Linked DNA regions of Homo sapiens: region 1 is linked to region 2. A link is a contact called in ENCODE Hi-C or POLR2A ChIA-PET data. All regions are on one chromosome and are shown on one strand. The core of a region is the stretch at or near the end of the contact, and the rest is flanking DNA. Distances in the headings are between cores, read along the strand shown. Region 1 overlaps DNAH6 (dynein axonemal heavy chain 6). Region 2 overlaps DNAH6 (dynein axonemal heavy chain 6).

Region 1 (4,816 bases), core at 1,757-4,256, 75 kb after region 2:
AAATATGTCAAATAATAACTGTTAGAGGTAGAAGAAAAAGCAAGAAAAAAATAAAATCAGTCTATGATAAATGAAGTAAACTGAAAATTCTAGCATATGTAATTCAAACACTATAAATAATAGCTGAATACGTTGACATATTTACATTATGCCCTAATAAACGATACATCATCCCCTGCTCCCTGGCTATAGAATATTTATAAGAAATGGATTTGTATCTTGTATGAAAGTTAGGATCACAGTTAGTTCTTACAATGGTTATAACATGTACTAAGAATTCGCACTGACATTTCTGTAGGTACAGAATGCATATGGTATAAGCCTTTCAGAAAGCCAAAATAACTAGTGTGTTCTCCAGTAAGGAAACAGGTTTCTTGGGTTGGCCGTTAGGCACAATTGTTGGCTTGCATTTCAGGCTAGAAAGCAACTTTCTCTAGCTTGTCTGCAGGGGCTCTCCTCTGGGGGCTTAATCATAGCAATCAGAAAGCTAGTGACACAAAAATTTAGTGACACTTCTGACCATGGCCTTGGGGTAGTGTTCATCTTTGCAAGATTTATAATTTATATATGGAATATAGACAATTACAAGGTATGAGACGACAAAGCATACCATGTCACAATACTCTTTAGTTAAAGGTGTCTGCATTATTCTGAAGACCAGGTAGCAGAACCATGTATTGCAAAAGGACTCCTTTTCCAGTGAGGTTCTCATTATTTATTGTGTAATCATTAGGACTCCAGGAAATGATGGGAGAAAATAATGTATAAAATATGCATTAGAAGATGGTATCTAATAATGCATTATTTATTTATTCATTTGGAGACAGATTCTTGCTCTGTTGCCCAGGCAAGAGTGCAGTGGCGTGTTCTCGGCTCACTGCAACCTTTGCCTCCCAGGTTCAAGCAATTCTCCAGCCTCAGCCTCCTGAATAGCTGGGACTACAGGTGCACACCACCACACCAGGCTAATTTTTTGTATTTTAGTAGAGATGGGATTTCACCATGTTGGCCAGGCTGGTCTCCAACTCCTGAGCTCAGGCAATCCACTCGCCTCAGCCTCCAAAAGTGCTAGGATTACAGGCATGAGCCACCACACCTAGCTTAATAATGTATATTTTAAATAACTCCCAATAGGACACGAAGCACTTAGAAATCAAGAAAGACAAAAGATTAAGGCAATTAGGAAGTTTCTGAAGGTAAGATTGACAATGGAATTAGACATCACTTGTAAATATCTAAAGCTCACTTTTAGAATACCAGCCACCTATCAAACTATGTACAAACCTTCATAAGTCTGTAGCATTTCTGGAACAAACCTTGAAATCTAACACATAAAAACAGGAAAGTTTTTTTAAATTGTTGCAATTTTAGTCTCAAAGATATGGATAACACATGGTGCTTTCTATGAAAAAATTATGAGTTGTCCCTATAATTACTTTGCTTTTCAACCTCCACACCTTCCCTCTTCCTTTGCCTCTGTGTAGATGAGGCTCCATCTAGCCCTTTCTGCTTTGGGTCTGTCCCTAACTGTCCATCTCTGGGTTTCTTCTATGAGTATTTTTCTTTTTGTGTTCTATCTCTACCTCTAGCTGTCTCATTTAACTGGTGCATAACATAGAAACAATTTTTACTAGTGGGGGACAAAAGACTAGGGGGGAATGCACTTTTCAATAAGTTAATGCATTTATTGAACAGCTTTTTCTCCCCCTAGTCTTCATTTAGAAATCCAATAAATCTATTAGGATCTTAGAAATTCTGGTTAATGTAGACTTTAAACCACCACACTTAATGGGTTTACTTAGTTAAATAAATATTCATATTAGAAGTATAAGAGTAATTACCAAAAAATAAAAATAGAATTTCAAATCAGTAGAGGGGAAAATAAAGAGTGTGGATGATGCAACTGAAGAAGAAAGGAAGGAGAGGAGAAATAAAGGATATAAAGAAAGGAAGAAGGAAGAAGAAAGAAGAAAAAAGGAAGCAAAGAAAAAGCTGGCAGAAAAATATGCCCAAAATAAAGATGACCAATGTAAGTCCAAACAGATCAGAGTTTCTTAACTTTACTAATATTGACATTTTGGATGCTGTAGTTATTTGTTGTGGAGGGTTGTTCTGAGCACTGTAGGATGTGTAGTAGCATCTCTGGTCTCTACCCACCAGACGCCAGTAGCACCACCCCAGTTGTGGCAAACAAAAATGTCTCTAGACATTGTCAAATGGAAATCTTCCTCAGTCAAGAAGAACTTAAATAAATCAATAGCCATAATAAATATAATCAAATTAAAATTTGTCTGTTAAAAGAAAGACTTTCATGTTCCTCAAAACAACAACAAAATCCTACTAAGATACACCAAAAACATAATGATGACACACAAAAAATGGAAAGTAAAGAGTGCAGAAATATATAGAGTGGGAGTACTAAGAGAGGCTTGCTGTAATAATATTAATATTAGAAGATGTATTTTGAGGTTTTAGGTCAGGATGGCTGACTAGATGCAGGTATTGCGTGCTGCCTCCATGGAGAAGAGCCAGAATAGTAAGCAGATACTCACAGTTCAAACAGGTAATCTAGGAGAGAATGCTTGGATTCATTAGAGAAGAGACATGAAGTACCAGAAGTAAGTAAGGAGAGGGTTCAAGTTAGCTTGCGCAGCCAGGAACTGACTGGGCTGGGAGATGGTCCTGGATGCAGGGAAACAGTAAGAGGGAAATCCCTGGAGCTCCAAAACAGGGTTTTAAGATCTTGGCTACAGGAGAAACCCTTGACCCACTAGGGCCTTGTGCCTGACATATGGAACTGCCTAAAGATTGTACAGAGACATTTCTCTAGAAAGGGAACCCACACACAATCCCACAGGAATCCGAGCCTGGTGCAGCCTCAGCTGGGTGCCATTTTGAGAACCCAGATCCTGGGGATTTACAGACACAGCTGCAGCCACTGTGCTGCTCCAGGGAGGGAGAGGGGAGAACGGGCACACTCATGCACCCCCTAGAGGGTACTTGCTGCCCTGCTATGAGCTGCTGTTGAGACTGAGATATGAGTTGACCACACTTCTCACAGCTTCCTGCTTATGCTGCTTGCCTGAATGGTGCCCCACCCTCTTTAGCCCCAGGCCCAAGGTGCCCTTTTGAGAGTTTAATGCTGGGCTGAGCTCCATGCTTTGTTTAGTTTGGGCTGATGTGGCTGTAGCCTCTGCTTGGCTAAGGAAGAACAGGGAGACCAGGTCATCCTACTCATACCTAGGACAATACTCACAGCTCTGTAGCAGGCTGCTGTGAGACAGATGTGAATGAACCACACTCCCCACAGCTTCTTGATCATGCTGCCTGCCTGGGCAGTGATCCGCCCTCCCTGTTTTCAGGCCCAAGGCACCATTTTGAGAATGTAGTGCTGAGCTGTGCCTCATCCTTGGCCTGAGTTTGGGCTGATGTGACTGCTGCTGCCACCCAGCCAAGCAGGGAAAGGGGACCAAGGCTCTCCTATATATACCTAGGACAATGTCCAATGCCTTGCTACGAGCTGCTATGAGACTGAGACTTGAGTGGACCACACTCCTCACAGCTTCTCGTCCATGCTGCTCGCCTGAGAGGGGCTCCCCACTCTCTAGGTGCAAGCCCATGGCTGACACCATTTTGAGAGGTTAGAGCCATTGTTTGGTAACCTGGCAGCGGTGGCCACAGCAAGCATTTTGGTCTTAGGTGAGATTAAAGTGCTTGTTCTGGAAGGGGAGAAGGGTCCCCACAGGCAGAATTGAGCAGTGAGTGTGGAGAGTGCCCCAGTAGTAGGTGGTGGAATTACGCTCTCTCCCATCACAAGACTGGAGTGGGAGGAGAGTTGCTGAAGCTGAGGTTTTTCCCAGAGGGCAAGACTTTCAGTCAGAGACAGCTTTGCAACCTAGAACTGGTCTGCATGGGTCATAACGGGGTGTCCCAGCCTGTTTCCTTGGTCAGTTGGGGAACAGTGCCCCACCAGCTCTGAGGCGTGGGAGGGAGGCAGACTCCACTCCCCTGGAGATCTAACCCTTGCTGCAGACTGTCCCTAAAGGAGGGGAGAGTGCAGCCCACCAAAGACCCCCTTGGATAAAAGAAAACATGGGTGCAGTGCCAGCCACTGAAGGTGGTACCACCAAAGCCTGGGAATGGACATGGAGAGGGGGTCACACTTGCTCCGCCACCCTTCTTCTCAGTGCCCTGTCATGGATTTGGAAGTGACTCTTCACTTTGGAGTCTGGGGAATGCGGGTTGAAAGAGTCTGTGTCTCAAGCTTCTCCAGCAGCTCTGCCCTACTGAGGGTGAATGTGCTCTGCAGAGGTGCTTTTTGTACTTCTCTAGTGCTTCCACCCCTGCTTGTACCCATCAGTTCTTACTCTTAAGCACCATCTACTAGACTGCATCCTGAATTACGCCACCAAATAAAATTACATTGCTACAACAAACAACCTCTGAGAAAGTCACTGCATGAACCTACTTGCAACCAAGGAACCTGTACAGAGAGTTGGCACTCTGAAAGCACCTAGAAATGAAGCCAATTAATCATACACAATATACATCACAGTCATACCCCCAAGGGAAAAACGAATAAACAAGAAGCCCCAACCAAGTGATACCAAATTAAAAAAAAAAAAAAGAGAAGTATCAGCTCTCTCAGATGAGGAGTAACCAGTGCAGAACCCCAGCAATACAAAAAGACAGAGTGTTTCATCACCTCCAAAGGATCCCACTAGCTCCCAAGCAATGGATCCTAACCAGAATGAAATGTCTGAAATGACAGATATAGAATTCAGAATATGATGCAAAGAAACTCAATGAGATCCAG
Region 2 (4,941 bases), core at 1,837-4,336:
CTGCTCATTTGCTCTACCAGTTGTGCTCACTGCATCAACCTCCCATGCACTGGACTCTGAGAGCCTTCATCTTGTCTAGAAATGGAAGCACCTGGGGCCTTTCATATCAGGGTGAAGAGGAAAGGAGCCTGTGAGGGGAAGCGAGTGCTGAGTCCTTACTCTTCCTGGGGGTCCCAGAAAGTAACTGATGGGAAGCTGCCTCTCACTTAGGGTGGGGGAGCAGGCTTAACAGGTGGGTTGTTGAACCCACTGCTTCTACAGCAGAGCTTGGATTGCCAACAGAAAGAACTCAAACACTTTATTTTAAGGTCATAAGAGAAATAAAAGTCACAATACGTTTAAGTCAAATCAGAATTAACACCGTTTTGCTCACATATAAATTATTCAAACCTTTTGCTCCCATTAGGAAAGATCTCTGGCCTGGTTCTTTTTCAGGGCTGAGGTGGCACCTTTTCATTCGCTCAGCTGGCAGAGCAAAGCTGATCCCTTGGCAATCCAGTAGTCTTTGGACCGCTTGGAGGGTAACAGGACGGTTACCACAAAATTGGTTGAATGTCCTAATTAAGGATATAGGAAAAAAAGGTTGTTACTTAAGAGAATAACTTCCTCATACAAAGAGAGAGGCTACAAAGAGTCAAGACATCTGGGTTCCAGGCCTGACTTGCCCCTAAAGATGCTGGACAAATAGTCCTTTATGGGTCTGTTTTATGCTCTATAAAATGAAGATTTTAGAACAAATAATTCTTTAGGACTTGTCCAGCTTAGACTTCATAGAATTTTTTTTTTCGAGACAGGGTCTCACTCTATCACCCAGGCTGGAAGTGTAGTGGCGTGATCTCAGCTTGCTGCAACCTCTGCCCTCCTGGGTTCAAGTGATTCTCCTACCTCAGCCTCTTGAGTAGCTGGGACTATAGGTGCGTACCACCATGCCTGGCTAATTTTTGTATTTTTAGTAGAGGCGGGGTTTCACCAGTTGGCTAGGCTGGTCTCAAACTCTTGGCCTCAAATGATCCGCTTGCCTTGGCCTCCCAAAGTGCTGGGATTACAGGCATGAGCCACTGCACCCAGCCTAATAATTTCTTAATAACCAGGATTCAAATGAGTTTCATATCTTGCAACAGTGATGTGTCTCTTAAATCTTTCAATTGGTAGGTTTCCCTCTGCTTCTTTTGCCGCCCCCTTGTAATATATTTGTTGAAACAACCAGACTGTTTGTCCTGTTAAGTTTCCCAGAATCTGGATTTTATGACAGCACTGCTGTGGTGATTTTAAATATATTCCTCTCTTCCTGTAAGGGGTGGTTAGATCTAGAGGCGTGACTACATTCAGGTTTGAGGTTTTTTTTCCCTTTTTTTTTTTTTTTTTTTTTTTTTTTTTGAGATAGGGTCTCATTCTTTTGCCCAGGCTGGAGTGCAGTGGTTTGATTATGGCTAACTGCAGACTTGAACTGGACTCAAGCGATCCTCCTGCCTCAGTCTCCCAAGCGGCTGGGACTACAGGCGTGTGCACCACACCTTGCTAATTTTTGTATTTTTTGTAGAGACGGGGTCTCGTCATCTTGCCCAGGCTGGCAGGTTTGAGTTTTATGGCAAGAATAATTCTTAGGTAGTAGGTACTTCTATCAGGAAGCACATTATGTCTGATTGTCTTTCTTTTTTGGGATATTAGTGGCCATTGATGACTACTACATAGGACTACCCCTCTTTTAAATAGCTGAAAAAGAGTTTCTTTTGATCCTTGTACAAGATGGGGTTTCTGTCACAGTTTCAGATAATGTTAGTTTGTTGGTCCCCTCTCCTTACTGATTTGTAAGAATTCTTTATGCCAGGCTTCTATAGTTTGGATGTTTGATCCCTCCAAATCTCATGTTGAAATTTGATCCCCAATGTTGGAGATGGGGCTTAATGGAAGGTGTTTGGCTGATGGGGGTCAGATCCCTGATGAGTAGATTAATACTCCTTGGAATGGGGGGTGAGCTGTCACTTTATTAGTTCTTGCGAGAGCTGCTTGTTAAAGAGTCTGGCGCCTCCCTCCCATCTTGCCTACTTCCTCTCTTGCCATGGGACCTCTAAACACCAGCTCCCTTTTGTCTTCTGCTATGAGTGGAAGCATCCTGAGGCTCTCACCAGAAGCAGATGCTGGCACCAGCCTGCAGAACCATGAGCCAAATAAACTTTTCTTTAAAGTTACTCAGCCTCAGGTATTCCTTTATAGCAACACAAACACAAACAAAGACAGTTGGATTTTTTTTTTTTAATTGAGATGGGGGTTTCACTATGTTGCCCAGGCTGGTGTTGAACTCTTGGGCTCAAGTGATCCTCCCACCTTAGCCTCCTGAGTAGCTGGGACTACAGACACATGATACCACACCTGGCTAGACAGCTGGATTGTTTTCAAAATAGAAGGTCAGTGATGATTAATTTAGCGCCTCTGTATGTTCAAAACTGTCTTTATTCACTTCCCTTTTGAAAGATGGTTTGGTTGTGTTTTGAATTCTGGTTCAAAGGTATTTTCCCTCAACCCTTTGAAGGTGATTCTCCATTATCTTTTTATATGCACGGTGGATAATGGGAGTTGACTGATATCAATCTGATTCTCATTCTCTGGGATTTCAGTTCCAGCATATATTATACATTGTCTCTTCTCTTTGGTTATTTTGAGCATTTTTTTTTTTTGGTCTCTGACAGTCTTAAGTATCACTTTGGTATATCTAGGTTTCTTTGAAGATTTGATTACTTGTAGGTTGCTAAAAATCATTCCTTCCACTTTGTGAGACCTCACAATCTAATGATTCAAGTGTTTCTTTAGTTTTGGGAAATTACCAGCCATTATTTTTTCAAACATTCTCTCTCCTCCATTCTTTATTTTCTCCTTTCAGGTTACCTAGAAAACAAGAAAAATGTTGCAATTTCTGGCTCCTTCCACAGGGTCACTTCTTTCCCCTCTCACTGTGCTGTATTCAAGGCGATTTTCCCAGTTCATTCTCTCTTCTCATTCTTCAGCTGTCCCTTGGTGTATCTGTTGAGGTGGCTTTCTTTCTGTCTGGTTTCTTTTTTCAGGGCTGTATCTCAGTTTCAGATGCACTCAGAGTTTTGCATCAGGGCTGTCCATTTATTCATTTGTTTATTTACTTATTTATGATGGAGTTTTCGCTCTTGTTACCTAGGCTGGAGTGCAGTGGCCCAATGTTGGCTCACTGCAACCTCCGCCTCCCAGGTTCAAGTGATTCTCCTGCCTCAGCCTCCCAAGTAGTTGGGAATACTGGCACCCGCCACCATGCCTGGCTAATTTTTTGTATTTAGTAGAGACAGGGTTTCACTATGTTGGTCAGGCTAGTCTTGAACTCCTGACCTCAGGTGATTCATCTGCTTCGGTCTCCCAAAGTGCTGGGATTAAAGGGGTGAGCCACCTTTCCCGGCCTATTCATTTATTTTAAAATTTCTTTTATGATGAGTAAAAATGGATTTAGTGAGAAAAAAGAGATTTTCGTGTCTATTCAGGCCGCCATTTTGAAAGTGGAAGTCTCTACTTGTTAAACTCTATTTTCTACTCCTTGGATTCTAATAGAAGCAAGAATTAATTCTATAATATTAATCTATACTCAGAACAAATAGAATTTATAATTACATTTACGAATTTTGTATGTTATAGGTGGCTTCATTTTAAGTCTAGTTTATTGGCCCAAGGGAGATCTTGAGCCAATCACAGCTTAGTGTTTGGACTTTGATTGAAGATTGCATTTGGTCATTATTTGAACTAATCTTAAGAACATCCTCACCTGTGGTTGAGAGTGTTCCTGCCCGGGCTCCTGTTTTATAAAGTGGGCAGTGGTAAAGTGTTGGGCTTGGCTTATAGTTTTGTTGTGGTTCAAAATGCACCACAGGCAGCACTGGATTCATCTGTCCGGGCAATGCATCTTCTATCACCATCTCCTTATCATCCCATCGAGAAGCATCCATGAACATCCCATGAACAAGAACACCATCCTCAGGAGAGGGCAACTGAAAGATACCCACAAGTCTCAAAGTGAGATGGGGGAAAAGGGATCAGCAGGTGTGAGCCACTTCCTATGTCCCACATCCTCACCAGGTAATTCTAAAAAACACTCTATACATTGCTGTTATTATTCACATTTTAGAGAGGTCAATCCTGAGGCTCTGAGAGGCAAAAAAATGTAATAATAATGTGATGACTTTTCCCCTTTTCATGGGAGGTGGAGGAGTACTGAGATCATCGTCTGTTATTCTTAGCAAGGTTTTTCAAGGATTTGGATGCCCTCCTAGAAGACAGATTATATATCTGCAATAATATTTGCAGAGTGCCCATGGACAATTCCTTTTTGTTCTTTCTCTCTTTTTTAAAAATTATGCTTACTTTTAAATGTTTGTATTAAATAAGAAAGAGGGAGAGGGAGAGACCCTGCCCATCAGATTCCTGTGATGTGATTGGATGTCTCCACCGGTGCACACTTTTTTTTTTTTTTTTCCAATTGTGGGCATCTGAGTCATCCTTCCTCAAACCCTGAGTGGATTTGGCCATTTCTGGCCCGAGGTCTTTGGATAATTGGAGCCTCACGTCTGCAGGCAGAGGACTAAGCTGTTTGGATAATATGTAGTGCATTTTATAGTGAATAAAAGGATGGTAAACTAAATTCTTTTTAGCTGGTCTTTGCTTTTTGGTGTCCTAACCTTTCTGTTTCTTGGGTGCAGCAGGATGGGACTTCCTGTTTTTGGGCTGCACATATGTTTATGCAGGTTTGCCTGAAAACTATCCTGCTACCTACTGGGTGTCCACCAACTGGGCATCACCCAGAGGGAGCACCTTTTCCTATGCTGCGCCAAGGCGGCAAATGGGCTGACAGTGGTCTTGCCTGTTTGCAACAGAGATAAAGCTGTTTAAACACATACCCTGTGTTTAGACCAGTATATGTGCTGGTCACAT

Evidence for each region. Hi-C counts contacts between places; a loop is a spot of excess contacts on that map. ChIA-PET counts read pairs that join two places held with the same protein, here RNA polymerase II (POLR2A). Pooled maps may share reads with other maps.
Region 1: a pooled map shows a loop between it and region 2 (2.7-fold over the local background). The contact joins two enhancer-like sites. A Hi-C loop is called at or near these places in 4 of 50 pooled maps. POLR2A ChIA-PET finds 5 or more read pairs at or near these places in 2 of 52 experiments (MCF 10A and activated T-cell).

The regions. Positions count from the first base shown.
Region 1 is chr2:84,739,826-84,744,641 of GRCh38, reverse strand. The region is part of intron 62 of DNAH6 (dynein axonemal heavy chain 6); the gene reads right to left. Among named protein-coding and RNA genes, the nearest start is that of TRABD2A, 140 kb to the left of the region's middle. RefSeq lists an enhancer at 3,080-3,129. Within about 2 kb of position 3,006, at least 2 of the 41 ENCODE cell types and tissues checked have a DNase peak (open chromatin) inside an H3K27ac peak, as active enhancers do.
Region 2 is chr2:84,814,921-84,819,861 of GRCh38, reverse strand. DNAH6 (dynein axonemal heavy chain 6) reads right to left here. Exons shown (of 77, transcript NM_001370.2): 76 at 3,779-4,001; 77 at 273-557. The coding sequence ends at 454. Among named protein-coding and RNA genes, the nearest start is that of TRABD2A, 64 kb to the left of the region's middle. RefSeq lists a silencer at 2,262-2,411 and an enhancer at 2,562-2,611. Within about 2 kb of position 3,086, at least 2 of the 41 ENCODE cell types and tissues checked have a DNase peak (open chromatin) inside an H3K27ac peak, as active enhancers do.